2 separate regions of the Homo sapiens genome follow, and region 2 is linked to region 1. Evidence: read pairs that join two places in POLR2A ChIA-PET (ENCODE). Cell type or tissue: CD4-positive, alpha-beta T cell. All regions are shown on one strand. Links, peaks and the distances in the headings refer to the core of each region. The heading gives the core; the rest is flanking DNA.

Region 1 (7,571 bases), core at 1,377-6,376:
CCCTCAGTGGGCAGCTGCAGCACACGCCATTCAGCAAGGGGAATGCAAGCCAGGTAGGTCTGTGTCCTCAGGACCTCTGACGGCGATTTGCAGAATGTTACTTCTCCCTGCCCATCCAAGCACCGTCTGCTTTGAAAACCTCCAAAGCCTAGTCTTCAACTGGAACAGAAAGAGAAGGGGGAAAATGAAGTCTTTCTTTCTTTCTTGCCTTTTTTGAAGATAAGGGGCTTCCTCATTGGCAAACTGATTAAATGTGGGGTAATCTCAGTGTAGCCATCCAACCCCGCTTGTGCAATCCACTCTTCCCCTCACAGGGAGAGCTTAGATCTGTCTTCCCCCAACACACACACACACACACACACACACACACACACACACACACACACACACAAATGCCTCCCGGTCAAGAAGCAGAAGCTGACTTTATCTGTAAAATCACTCAAGCACTAAAAAACACAAGCAACTGCTCTGACTGCAACATGAAATAGACCTCAGTAGCAACCTGGTGTGTGAAGGAGAAGTTTCCAAACAGCTCTCTGTCGGCTTCTACTCCAAGAAGTGGCAAAGGCCCCGAGAGCGTTCTCCACGGCTTCAGTTTCTGATGGATCTAGCCATGTTGGAAACTGCAAGAAACAAGAACGTTATGAGCGACAGATACTATATGCATTTCTTTTTGTTTATTGACTAATCACACAGTCCTTGGTTTATGGGAATATGTGTTGTAATAGGGGAAAAGAAATTACTAGAACTCTAAAAATTTGCTGTGGTTTTTCCCTTGAGGTTTTTCCAAAAACTGGTAAGAGATGCAACAGACTGGCCTTAGAGTTATCTGCATCTGAAATCAGGCACTGTCACCTACACATGGCTTTGAGCACGCTGCTTGAACTCCACACCTCAGCTTACACATCTGCAAGATTGTGATAAATTTAGGAACCACTTCTCAGAGATGCTGTGAGGATTAAGTTATTTCTTTCTTTTAACATTTTTGGTGGCCATCTGTGTATCCCGAACTCCGCTAGGCCCCTGGTTAAACAAAATAACTTGCTTGAAAGCAACCATATTCAGTGCCTGTCACTTAAACAGAGGACTGCATAAATGGGACAATCTGAATTTCATTAAAGGCCAAATAAATTCTCATTCAGTGCAGTGGGAAAGCCCCAGGCAATGAGCTCCGCCTTGGAGACAGTGTCGTGTCTGCTGTGGCACAATATCACAAGGCCAGCCCAGCTCCAGACGAAGGAAAAGTCTTTCAGACCAAAATTCAGAGTAAAGGTTATTCCTGCAACCTGGGCTTGTAACCTCCCCTCCCTGGCGATCTTCCTGACATGTGTCATGCAGGGCAATACAAAGCAAACCTACACGTCTGATTTAAACATAATTTTTAAGTCACTTCTCTAAATCCTGGCATTCCTTTCCAAAACATTTATTTTTTCTTTTTCTTTTTTCTGAGACAGGATCTCGCTCTGTCGCCCAGACTGGAGTGCAGTGGTGTCATCACAGCTCACTGCAGCCTGGACCTCCTGGGCTCAAGAGATCCTCCCACCTCAGCCTCCCGAGTAGCTGGGACTACATGTGTGTGCCACCACACCGGGCTAATTTATTGCTTTTTTTGTAGAGACACAGTCTCACTATGTTGCCCAGGCTGGTCATGAACTCCTGGCCTCAGGGATCCTCCTGCCTCAGCCTCCCAAAGTGTTGGGATTACAGGTGTGAGCCACCGCGTCCGGCTGCCAAGACATTTTTATCCTCGTCAACCCACTGTCCCTGTTGTTTAATTATACCTAATAGCTTTTGCAAATGAGTTAGCCATATAAATAATTCACATGATACATATTCATGTTTTTAAACACATGTAAGCCAGGTGACCTTGGCCAAATTACTTAACCTCTCTGAACCTTGGTTTTCTCATAAAAATGAAAATAAGAAAAGGACTTTCCTCATGTGATCACTGTAAGGATTCAGAATGTGGAGAGTCTGATTTAGCACAAAACCTGGCATCTGGGAATTATAGGAAGCCATCGAGTTATCCATTTCACTACTATCTGAAATGCCAAATCCTGAATGTCCATAGCGGAGGGACCACTTTGCCAAATGTTTACCTGGACTCTTTCTCCAGACTCACACCAGGTTACTGTCACACACCGTGGTCATGGACCCCATTTGAGACTAGACCTTTGAGGAAGGACTCCTTGAGGGCTCCATAGGCTTCCGTTAAACTTTAGATCCTTAGACCAAGAGGCAACTTAAATATATGCATTTGTGACTTAGTCCAGAGCCAAGACCTCTTAAGACATTTCTATGTTTTATTTTTTTAATTTAATTTAATTATCTTATTTTTTATAAATAGAGTGGGGGTCTCATTATATTGTTCAGGCTGGTCTCAAACTCCTGAGCTCAAGCAGTCCTCCCACCTCAGCCTCCCAAAGTGCTGGGATTACAGGCATGAGCTACTGCACCTGGCCTTAAGTTTTATTTGACCCCAGTGTAGCAGGGCCAGAATTAGGAAAAATGTACATGCTTCGGACATTTATTTATTTATTTATTTTAATTTTATTTTTTTGAAATGGAGTTTTGCTCTGTTGCCCAGGCTGGAGTGCAGTGGCTCGATCTCGGCTCACTGCAACCTCTGCCTCCTGGGTTTAAGCAATTCTCATGCCTCAGCCTCCCGAGCAGCTGGGACTACAGGCATGCACTATCATACCCAGCTAATTTTTGTATTTTTAGTACAGACAGGGTTTCACCATGTTGCCAAGGTTGGTCTTGAACTCCTGACCTCAAATGATCCACCCGCCTTGGCCTCCCAAAGTGCTGGGATTACAGGCGTGAGTCACCACACACAGCCACTGGCCACCTTTATTTATTTTTTGAGACAGAGTCTTGCTCTATCTCCCATGCTGGAGACAGAGTACAATGGTGGTTCACTGCAGCCTCCACCTCCCAAGTGATCTTCCCACCTCAGCCTCCCAAGTAGCTAGGACTATGAGCACTCACCACCAAGATCAGCTAATTTTGTTTAGTTTGTGTAGAGACAAGGTCTCACTATGTTGCTGAGGCTGGTCCCGAACTCCTGGGCTCAAGTGATCTTCTCGCCTCAGCCTCCCAAAGTGTTGGAATTACAGGCATGAGTCACCACACTCAGCCCTTTTGGTTATTTAAATAAACTTTCCAATAAACTGACTGAGCTAAAGCCAAATTTCCTGAGTGAATATCTGCAAAAGGAAATTAATAAGGCATAATTGTTAAGGTCATGGGCTTTAAAGTCAGGTGGACCTGGCATTGAATCTGAGCTGCCCAACCGACTACCTATGTGACGAACTTGGAAGATTTTCTTAACCTCCTTAAGCCTCAGTTTCCTCCTCTGTAAAATCAATGTAATAATATTATATCTGTATCACAGGTTGTTGAGAGTATTAAGTGTGCTTAGAGCTGAGAGTGCAAAATTCTTTTTTTTTTTTTCTTGAGACGGAGTCTCGCTCTGTTGCTCAGGCTGGAGTGCAGTGGTGTGATCTCAGCTCACTGCAACCTCCAACTCCCGGGTTCAAGTGATTCTCCTGCCTCAACCTCCCGAGTAGCTGGGATTACAGGCACCACCACCACGCCTGGCTAATTTTTGTATTTTTAGTGGAGATGGGGTTTCACCATGTTGGCCAGACTGCTCTCAAACTCCTGGGCTCAAGTGATCTGCCCACCTTGGCCTCCCAAAGTGCTGGGATTACAGGCGTGAGCCACTGTGCCTGGCCTAGAGTGCAAAATTCTTAGCAGGTGCATAATATAAACACATTGTATGTACATAGTAAACACACAGTAAGTAGTCCCTATTAATAACATTCTCAAATAACAATTACTAAATATAATGATAAACAGTTATTAACTCTAAGTAGGGAATTTAAAGTAGCACAAAAGAGGTTTCTCCAGCAAAGGGTGTTCTGTGTGTCTCATACCCAGACATGGCTACAAAAAGAGAAAGAAAGAGAGAGACTCCTGTCTAAGCTTTGCTACCTAGAGAGTCAGAAAGGAGAAAAAGTCTCTGTTCAATCAAGTGACCCTCATGTGCCAGCCAGTTCTGACCCCAAGTGGCCCATCAAGTCAGCTTTCAGGGCCTCAGTTTCCCAAACTGTAAAGCAGTTTCTGATAGTTTTATTAAAACTGAAGCCAAAGTAGGAACATTTATTACCTGCTGCAGTGAATACGAAAACAAACCACCGCATCATTGTGCGGCAGTAAAGATGGATGATAAGCCTTGAGGAGGGGAGGAGCCTTGGCAGATGCCTAAATATGGAGCTGTGGGAGGAGGGGAGGTAGGGGAGGAGCTGCAGTCCAAGGCAGAGCCATACCCTATAAGGACATGACAGATAATCTTCAGAATGGGTCACATGTGTCCAGGAGTGAGCTGCCGCGGGTTACATCATCAGCATGTGAGTCTGATGGGCTTGAATTCAGCGGAATTTCTCCTAAAGAAATTCTCCCTAAAAGGGCTTCTGGGTGAAAAAAAGTGAGTCTTCCGTGGTATTTCCCAAGTGGCTAACTGGCAAGAGTGGCCCAAGTATGTCTCTTCGTACGGAAGAGTTACGAGAGCGTCATGGGTGATGACACTGAGTGGCCCTCCAGGCCGTTCTTCTCAGGCTTTGAATCAGATAGAATTAATGAGCCTTCACCTCCAGAGCCTCCGGGGTCTCCATAATTTGATGCTCTTGCCCTTTTTCCTCTTTCTACCATTTTCATAGAAAAGGGTCCCTCAACAGGCCTCCAGGGTTCACACGCACAGAGACAGAGGAGGGAAGGGAGGCTTCACGTTGCAAAAGCAACAGAGTTGGGCCCTTCTGCCCACTCTGGCAAAGAGACCAAGATAGACACAAGTGAGGGATTAGGGGAAGAGACATCCTAACCCATTTCCTCCTCCGGAGAACTGAGGGCTGTTCAGTAGGAAATCCTGGTTTCCTTTTGGCCTCAATTCTAACGGCCATGCTAACAGACACCAATTCTCCACCTGACGCCCTCCACAGGCTCGCTCTGTGCCATCCTATTGGCTGGAAAGACCTGCTCTTCACTCAGCCCCCAACTCCCACTCCTTCTGGAAAGCCTTCCTTGACCACCAGTGCTCCCCAGCCGCTGCCAGATCAGATGCCCCCGCCAGATCAGATGCCCCCGCCAGATCAGATGCCCCCTGCTGTGTTCCCAAAATACCTCTATGTACATTTGACATGGAAACCACCACTCTGATGAAATGGCTCGTCTTCTCAGTTGTAAAATGGAATCAGATTTGCCCTGCCCTCTTCACTGTGAGCTCATACGGATCAGGTGGAAATGATAACAATACAGAAATAATTTCCGTTTGTACTTTTACAATACTTTGTACATTTGGAAATGCTCTCTTCTTGGTTTTGCGAGAAAGTCTTTTTAGAACAATACATCATAATATAGAGCTAAAGTGAAATTATGACTATTATTAACCGATTGTTATTATTGCAGGTTTGAAGTTAGCTGGGCTTTGGTGGAGGTAGCTTACTTCAAAATGCTGATGGAATCCTCAGCTGTCTTTTTTTAAAAATATGAGTCCATCGCCAGTTGGGGATGGCCTATCAATTACAGAGAATACATCTAAATGTCATCCTCCTCAAGGAGCTTTGGACAAAGGACCTGTGCTGGTAGCAGCTGATTCATTCACTAAGAAAATTGATTCCACCATGAATCTAACACAATTAAATGGCCAGGAAGTCACCATGCTCCTCAGCAACCCATCTCTAGCCAGCACCTTCAATAGCCCCTTCATAGCCTAGCAGGGACATCACAGCAAAAGCAGGCCTTTCTCAGGATGGATGAGGCCATGGGGCTCCCCAGCTGGGAAGTGGGGCTGAGTGCTTTGTTCTTTTTTTTTTTTTTTTGAGACGGAGTCTCACTCTGTCCCCCAGGCTTGTATGCAGTGGCACGATATTGGCTCACTGCCGCCTCCACCTCCCGGGTTCAAGTGATTCTCCTGCCTCAGTCTCCTGAGTAGCTGGGACTACAGGCATCCATCACCATGACCGGCTATTTTTTTGTATTTTTTAGTAGAGAAGGGGTTTTGCCATGTTGGCCAGGATGGTCTTGAACGCCTGACCTCAGGTGATCCACCCACCTCGGCCTCCCAAAGTGCCGGGATTACAGGCGTGAGCCACCTTACCCGGCCAGTGCTTTGTTCTTGTGGGGAAAGGGAAGCAATTCCAAAAACCTTAAGCAACTTTAGAAAAAAAAGGTGTAACCATCTCTAAACTTTTTCACTCCAAAACCTTACTAGTTTTCACTATCTAACAAATAGACACTTGTATATATCTTCTAAATATTTTTCAGATTTAAGCTTTTTAAAATTTCAACATTGTCTACACACTGGCTAGATTTCAGCTAAATAGATTTCCACGGTTTCGACAATTCCTAACTGCACACCTATTCCTCACTGTCTTTGGGTTAGTTCCGTATTTCACCATAATTAGCTATATATGTGTACATAAGTGTATGTGCAGAGATATAACTTTATATACGTAAGGTATAGGTAAGTTACTTTTTTTTTTTTTAATGGAGTCTCACTCTGTCGCCAGGCTGGACTGCACTGGCACGATCTCGGCTCACTGCAACCTCCACCTCCCGGGTTCAAGCAATTCTTTTGCCTCAGCCTCCCAAGTAGCTTGGGACTACGGGAGCACACCACCACGCCCAGCTAATTTTTGTATTTTTTTAGTTGAGATGGGGTTTCACCATGTTGGCCAGGATGGTCTCGATCTCCTGACCTCGTGATTCACCTGCCTCAGCTTCCCAAAGTGCTGGGATTACAGGCATGAGCCACCGCAGCCAGCCGGTAAGTTACTTTTATGGGGGATGATTTTCTTGGGAATGTGTATATTCACAAGTGTGGCATTACTGGGTCAATGGGTCATTTTGTGACTTGATTTTACATTTATTGAACATCTTCCAAGTACTATACTGAGTACTTTGCACATATTATTTATTAATTGTTTTATTCATGTCCTTTAAAAAAGACATTTACTTAGGGTGTCCTGTATGGCAGGCACTGTAACAGGTTCTGAGGAAATAATCGTGAACAAGAGATGCTGTATTTTAGAGATTATCATGTCACAATCACAGAGGCTTCAAGAGGTTGGCAATCTTGGCCACAGTCACACAGCAAGGAATGGCAGAGGCAAAGTTAGACCCAACTAGAGTCTGACTTCAAAGCATTGGCAGCTCCAAGTGTCACCAACACACACTGTAATTCCCATCAGCCTTCTCCAAGGCATCTCAAACAAAGTTGTTTTCTATGCAGACCCAGTTTCAAGACATTTTTCCTAGCCACCCCTTTTTTTTTTCTTTTTTTTTTTTTCTTTAAGACAGGCTCTTACTCTGTGTGCCAGGCTGGAGTGCAGTGGCACAATCACAGCTCACTGCAGCCTGGACCTCCCGGGTTCAAACAATCCTCCTGCCTCACATTCCTGAAGAGCTGGGACTACAGTTGCGTGCTACTATGACCAGCTAATTATTTTTATTTTTTATTTTTGTATAAACAAAGGTCTCACTATGTTGCCCAAGCTGGTCTCCAACTC
Region 2 (7,571 bases), core at 964-5,963, 560 kb after region 1:
GAGGCCAAGGCATGAGGATTGCTTGAGCCCAGGAGTTCAAGACCAGCCTGGGCAACACAGCAAGACCCCATCCTTACACACACGAAAAATTAAAAATTAAAAAATCAGTCAGGTGTGGTGGCACACGCCTGAATTCCTAGCTACTGAGGAGGCTGAGGTAGGAGGATGGCTTGAGGCTAGGAGTTCAAGGCTGCAATGAGCTATGATAGTGCCACTGCACTCAACCTGGGCAATAGAGCAAGATCTTGTCTCTAAAAAATAATACATAAATAAAACTTAAATAATTATCTCACAATAAACATTATCATTTTGCAGTACATACATTAAAAAAAACATGAAACTTTACTGAGAAGCCTTGAAAAAATAAAAGGCACATTTCCCTATCGGAAGACCCAAATTTTTAAAGATTTTCACATCTCTCTCAAATAATGTACAAATTTCATACCCAGTGGTTCACACCTGTAATCCCAGCACTTTGAAAGGCTAAGGTGCATGGATCACTTGAGACTAGCAGTTTGAGACCAGTCTGGGCAATATAACAAAATCCCACCTCTACAAAAAATACAAAAAATTAGCCGGGCATGGTGGCATGCTCCTATAGTCCCAGCCATTCAGGAGGATGAGGTGGGAGGATTGCTTGAGCCCAGGAGGTTGAGATTGCAGTGAACGTGATTGTACCACCGCACTCCAGCCTGCGACAGAGAGAGATCCTGTCTTTAAAAAAGAAAAATGGGTGGGCCAGGCGGGGTGGCTCACGCCTGTAATCCCAGCACTTTGGGAGGCTGAAGCGGGTGGATCACAAGGTCAAGGAGATCCAGACCATCCTGGCTAACACGGTGAAACCCCGTCTCTACCAAAAATACAAAAAAATTAGCCGGGCGTGGTGGCAGGTGCCTGTAGTCCCAGCTACTCGGGAGGCTGAGGCAGAAGAATGGCATGAACTCGGGAGACAGAGCTTGCAGTGAGCTGAGATTGTGCCACTGCACTCCAGCCTGGGCAACAGAGCAAGACTCCATCTCAAAAAAAGAAAAAAAAAGAAAGAAAAAAGGGCTAGGCACCGTGGCTCACTCCTGTAACCCCAGCACTTTGGGTGGCTAAGGCAGGAGGATTGCTTGAGGCCAGGAGTTGAAGATCAACCTGGCCAACAAAGTGAGACCCTATCTCTAAAAAAAAAGAAGAAAAAAGAAACACACTATTAGATATCAAAGTATACTTTAAAGCTGTTAATCAAACCAGGGCTGGGCGCAGTGGCTCACGCCTGTAATCCCAGCACTTTGGGAGGCTGAGGCAGGGGGATCACCTGAAGTCAGGAGTTCAAGATCGGCCTGGCCAACATGGTGAAACCCCATCTCTACTAAAGTAAATACAAAAAAAAAAAATTAGCCGGGTGTGGTAGCACAGGCCTGTAGTCCCAGCTACTCAGGAGGCTGAGACAGGAGAATTGCTTGAACTCAGGAGGCGGACATTGCAGTGAGCTGAGATCGCACCACTGTACTCCAACCTAGGCGACAGAGCAAGACTGTTTCCAAAAAAAAAAAGAAAAAAAAAAAAGAATCAAACCAGACAATATAGCCAGAACAGACAGAGACACCACTAATAAAGTTTTAATATGTGATAAATGTGGGATTTAAATTTGGTAGATAAATAATGAATTGTTTAATAAGCAGTGTTAGGATAATTTGGGCAAGCCAACAATATCTTCCACCCTACAACGTGCACCTTGAACAATGGCTATGTCATTGTATTTACTGCTTACCAGACATTACCAGAGATGCTATTTTCATGCTTCCATACCATTGCTTATGCTGTTCTCTCTGCCTGGAATTCTTTCTCCCTTTCATCCCCTTGTTGAAAGCCTATCCTTCTTTCAAGATCCAAATTAGTCATCTGTAGCCTGGGCAACATAGTGAGATTGCGTCTCTACAAAAATTTTTTTAGAAAAATTAGCTGGGCATGGGGGTGCACGGTTGTAGTCCTAGCCTCTCAGAAGGTTGAGGTGGGAGGATAGCTTGAACTTAGGAGTTCAAGGCTGCAGAGAGCTGTGATCTCACCATTGCACTCCAGGCAGGGCAACAGAGTGACACCCTGTCTCGAAATAAATAAATAAAAATAATCTGTGAAACTTGCCTGACTTCTCCAAACAAAGTTACATCCTCTTTCATGTGGCCACAACATCTGCCACATATCTCTACTGTAGTACTCATCATGTTCTGTTGCAGTTATTTATTTATATTTCTGTACCCTTTACTAGGCTGTAAGCATTTTATAATCAGGAACCAAGTCTTTTCATTGTTGTATCCTGATACCTAATACAAAGTTCTTCATAATGAGTGCTCAGTAAGTATTTGATATGATAGGGTTAATAATGAATGAAATTAAATGTGATGGTACTTTGAGAGTATAAAGTGATAAATAAATGAAAGGCTATCAAAAGCCCATGTGGTAGTCATGACCATGGGCTCTGACACCAGATTGCCTCAGTTTGAATCTTATCTCCCTACTTACTAGCTGTGTGATCTTGGGCAAATAAGTTAACTTCTCTATACTTGAGTTCCCCTATCTGAAATGGGTCTAATAGTGATTACTACATAGGATTATTAGGAGGATTTTAAAAGTTAACATAGGCCGGGCGCAGTGGCTCACACACTTTGGGAGGCCGAGGCAGATGGATCACCTGAGGTCAGGAGTTCGAGACCAGCTTGGCCAACATGGTGAAACCCTGTCTCTACTAAAAATACAAAAATTAGCTGGGTGTGGTGGTGGGTGCTTGTGATCCCAACTGCTCAGAGGCTGAGGCACGAGAATCGCTTGAACCCAGAAGGCGGAGGTTACAGTGAGCCAAGATCGTGCCATTGCACTCCAGCCTGGGGGACAAGAGAAAAACTCCGTCTCAAAAAAATAAAAATAAAAATAAAAACAAATAAATAAATAAAATTAACATAGACTTCTCCTTCTAGGAAGAAATTGAATAGATGCACTTTTCCCTATTTCTTCTATTAGTTGCAACTAAGATCCTTGGACATTGAATATAAAACAAAATATAAGAAGACACTTAAAAGTCTAGCAGAGAAAGCAGACCAGCTAGAGACCTTGATACCCAAAGAACAACATGGTACTGAGTTCCCTGGGTTTTCTTTTACTGCATATATCCCAGACTAGACACTGAAAAAGCAAGCAACCTAGAAACAGCAATGGCCACAGACAAAAAAGAAGGCATAAGAAAAGCCTGCACAAGCCCCGCCCTCCCCTCTCTTTTTTTTTTTTTTTTTTGAGACAGGGTCTCACTCTGTCATGCAGGCTGGAGTGCAGTGGCACAATCATAGCTCACTTCAGCCTTGAACTCCTCTTCCCTATCTCAGCCTCCCGAGTAGCTGGGACCACAGGTGCATGCCACCATGCTCAGCTAATTTTTGTATTTTTTGTAGAGACTGGGTTTTGCTATGTTGCCTATGGCTGGTCTCAAACTCCTGGGCTCAAGGGATCCACCCACCTCGGCCTCCCAAAGTGTTAGGATTACAGGCGTGAGCCACTGCATCTGGCTAAGTCTGCTGTCTCTAACCAAGGGCCAAATGATCAGGAAAGGAGTGGCCTAGCAAGACAGAAAACCTTTAGATCAAGCTTGTCCAACCCATAGCCCACAGGCCACATGCAGGCCAGGACAGCTTTGAATGTGGCCCAACACAAATTTGTAAACTTTCTTAAAAATACTATGATATTTTTATGCAATTCTTTTTTTTTTTTTTTTTTTTTTGAGACGGAGTTTCTCTCTTGTTGCCCAGGCTGGAGTGCAGTGGTGCGATCTCGGCTTACTGCAACCTCTGCCTCCCTGGTTCAAGTGATTCTCCTTCCTCAGCCTCTCAAGTAGCTGGGATTACAGGCACCCACCATCACGCCTGGCTAATTTGTGTACTTTTAGTAGAGACGGGGTTTCGCCTTGTTGGCCAGACTTGTCTTGAACTCCTAACCTCAGGTGATCCACCTGCCTCAGCCTCCCAAAGTGCTGGGATTACAGGCCTGAGCCACTGCGCCCGGCTCCTCTTTTTTTTTTTTTTAAGCTCATCAGCTATCATTAGTGTTATTGTATTTTATGTGTGGCCCAAGACAATTCTTTTTCTTCCAATGTGGCCCAGGAAAGCCAAAAGGTTGGACACCACTGCTTTAGATAATAGATGCTCTACTCTAGTAAAGCATAACAGAAGAAAACAAAACAAAACAAAACAAAACAAACAGAAAAACAAAAAAACCCAAACTGTGGCCACCTACATGATTAGCAGCAAAAGCCCACTGGAGAGCCTAGACTTCTATTCTTTCCAAGCTGTGATGTGTCAGCCCAGCTCTCCTGTAGGGTAGTGTTAGAGAAAGTCAAATGGAAATTGACTTTCATCTCTGCCTGGTGGTAAAGAATATTGAATGCCCCATGGTGTCAGTGGAGACCACACAGGGAGCCTGGACTTCCATCCACACCCGTCACCCTTCTTCCTTGTAAGTGATGTCAGAGGAAGCCTAGTGGAAAGTCAGGACCACTAGGTCCTTTCCCCATCTCTCACTGGTAACAAGGCCACACATATCCTTACTGTCTCAGTGGAGACCATGTGGGGAGCCAGCACTCTAATGAAATGTCCCTCTTCCACCCATAGTATCAACAGAGGAGAACCGGGACTTTCACCTGGTTCTCCTCTGTTGATACTGTGAGCGGAAGAAGGGACATTCTTCCACCCACCTTAACCCACCCTGTGTCAGAGGTAGGGCTGATCCCAACATGAGATTTAATTAAATAAATAAGATCTACTCCAAATACCCAGGTCTCAATTAAAAAGTCACTCATCAAAACCCAAGAAGATTTCAAAATGAATGAGAAAAAGACAATTAATAGATGCCAACACCAACATGTCACAGATGTTAAATCATTTGGCAAGGATTTTAAAGTAGGCATCATAAAAATACTCCAACAAGCAATTATGAGCATGCTTAATGCAAATGAAAAAATAGAAAGTCTTAGCAAAGAAATAGGAAATCTTAGAAAAGAAATAGAGTATATAAAAGAGAACCAAGTGGGAATTTAGAACTAAAAAAATGAGGCCGGATGCAGTGGCTCATGCCTGTAATCACAGCACTTTGGGAGGCCGAGGCGGGTGGATCACTTGAGGCCAGGAGCTTGAGACCAGCCTGCCCAAAATGGTGAAACCCTGTCTCTACCAAAAAAATTAGCCAGGTGTGGTGGCTGGTGCCTGTAATCCCAGCTACTTGGGAGGCTGAGGCAGGAGAATGGCTTGAATCTTGGAGGCAGAGTTTGCAGCCAGCCAAAATCGTGTCACTGCACTCCAACCTGGGCAACAGAGGGAGACTCCATCTCAAAACAAAACAAAACAAAACAAAACAAAAACACAAATAAAAATCTTAATGGGTGGGCTCAACAGAAAGAATGGAGAGAAGAAAGAATCAGTGAACTTGATGACAGAGCAGTTGAAATTACCTAGTCTAAACAACTGAGAAAAAATGGGTTTTTGTTAATTAACAGAAACTTGGGGACCTGTGGAACTGTAACAAAAAAATCTAAACTTCATCTCATAAAAGTCTCATAAAAAGAGGAAGAAAGCAGCGCTAAACAAGTATTTGAAGAAATAATAACTGAAAATGTCCAAATTTGGCAAACAAACCATAAACCTACAAATTAAAGCTGACTGAACTGAAAACTGGATAAACTCAAAGAAATCCATGCAAGGCACGCCATGGTTAAACTTCTGAAAACTGAAGACAAAGAGACATCTTGAAAGCAGTCAGAGAGAAATGAAACATTACCTCCCAGTGGGAGAAACAACTGGAATAACAGCAAATTTCTCATCAGAAACCAGAGGCCAGAAGGAAGATGGCACAACACTTTTGAATTACTAAGAGAAAATAACTGTCAATCTAGAATTTTATATCCAGAGACAATATCCTTAGATATGAAGGCAAATTAAGACATTCTCAGATAAAGGAAAACTAAAAATTTGTCACTAGTAGACCTACCCTGAAAGAATGGCCAATGATCGCCCCATTGCACTCCAGCCTGGGCAACAAGAGCGAAACTCCGTCTCAAAAAAAAAAGAAGTTCTCTAGACAAAAAGGAAATAGTAAAAGAGAACATCTTGGAACATCAGGAAGGAAGATAAAACATGGAAAGAAGAAAACTGTAGGTAAATACAATAGACTTTCCTTCTCTTGCATTTTCTAAGTTATGTTTGGCAGTTGAAGCAAAAATAATAACCCTTTCTAATGTGGTTCTCGATGTACATAGAGGAAATACTTAAGACAATTAAATCATAAATGAGGGAGGGTAAAGGGATGTAAAGGGAGGTAAGGTAAAATCTCAGAACTAGTGACTTGATTGTAGTGGTGGTTACACAAATCTACATATGTGATAAAATGACATAGAACTATGCACACGCATTGCAACAATGTCAAATTCCTTGTTTTGATATTGTACTGTATTTATGTGAGAGGTAACCACTGGGGGAAACTGGGTGAAGGGCACATGGAACCTCGCAACCTCCCATGAATCTATAGTTATTATAAAGTTAAAAATTGTAATCCCAGCACTTTGGGAGGTCGAGGTGGGCAGATCACTTGAGCTCAGGAGTTCGAGACTAGCCTGAGCAACATGGTGAAATCCTGTCTCTACTAAAAATACAAAAATTAGCTGGGCATGGTGGTTTGTGCCTGTAATCCCAGCTACTTGGGAGACTGAGAAGAGAGGATCACTTAAACCCAGGCAGCGGAGGTGGCAGTGAGCTGAGATTGCACCACTGTACTCCAGCCTGGGTGACAGAGCAACACTGTCTAAAAAAAAATTAAATTAAAAATTATTAAAAAGTTGGCCAGGCACGGTGGCTCACGACTGTAATCCCAGCACTTTGGGAGGCTGAGGCGGGTGGATCACGAGGTCAGTTCAAGACCAGCCTGGACAACATGGTAAAACCCCGTCTCTACTAAAAATACAAAAAATTAGCCAGGTATGGTGGCGTGTGCCTGTAGTCCCAACTACTCAGGAGGCTGAGGCAGGAGGATTGCTTGGACCTGGGAGGCAGAGGTTGCAGTGAGCCGAGATCATGCCACTGCACTCCAGCCTGGGTGACAGTGTGAGACTGTGTCTCAAAAAAAAAAATTATTAAAAAGTTAACCTTATATATGCTCCTGTCATACAGTAAGCCACTATAAATCTGTTAGCTACCATTTTTTTCTTCTAGACAGAGTCTTGCTCTGCGTCCAAGCTGGAGTGCAGTGGCGCCATCCTGGCTCACTGAAGCCTCTGCCTCCTGGGTTCAAGTGATTCTCCTGCCTCAGCCTCCCGAGTAGCTAGGACTACAGATGCACACCACCACGCCCAGCTTATTTATTTATTTATTTTTTTGAGATGGAGTCTCAATCCATCACCCAGGTTGGAGTGCAGTGGCACGATCTCGGCTCACTGCAACCTCCACCTCCTGATGCCCAGCTAATTTTTTTTTTTTTTTTTTTTTTTGAGACGGAGTCTCGCTCAGTCGCCCAGGCTAGAGTGCAATGGCGCGATCTCAGCTCACGCAAGCTCCACC

What was found. ChIA-PET counts read pairs that join two places held together with the same protein. Peaks named below come from ENCODE experiments on the same cell type or tissue, not always from the same donor. Only the 100,000 strongest peaks of a DNase experiment are listed, where the experiment ranks them.
Region 2: POLR2A ChIA-PET joins it to region 1 with 5 read pairs; 2 of 35 experiments call an interaction of 5 or more read pairs at or near these places.

The regions. Positions count from the first base shown.
Region 1 is chr4:40,235,766-40,243,336 of GRCh38, reverse strand. RHOH (ras homolog family member H) reads right to left here. Exons shown (of 3, transcript NM_004310.5): 2 at 503-623; 3 at 1-159. Among named protein-coding and RNA genes, the nearest start is that of RHOH, 43 kb to the right of the region's middle. RefSeq lists an enhancer at 4,179-5,170. In CD4-positive, alpha-beta T cell, for the core only: no CTCF peak of the experiment used is centred there; DNase peaks (open chromatin) are centred at 4,296, 5,086 and 5,814; H3K4me3 peaks cover 1,867 bases; H3K27ac peaks cover 4,612 bases.
Region 2 is chr4:39,676,905-39,684,475 of GRCh38, reverse strand. No RefSeq gene overlaps it. Among named protein-coding and RNA genes, the nearest start is that of UBE2K, 17 kb to the left of the region's middle. In CD4-positive, alpha-beta T cell, for the core only: no CTCF peak of the experiment used is centred there; no DNase peak of the experiment used is centred there.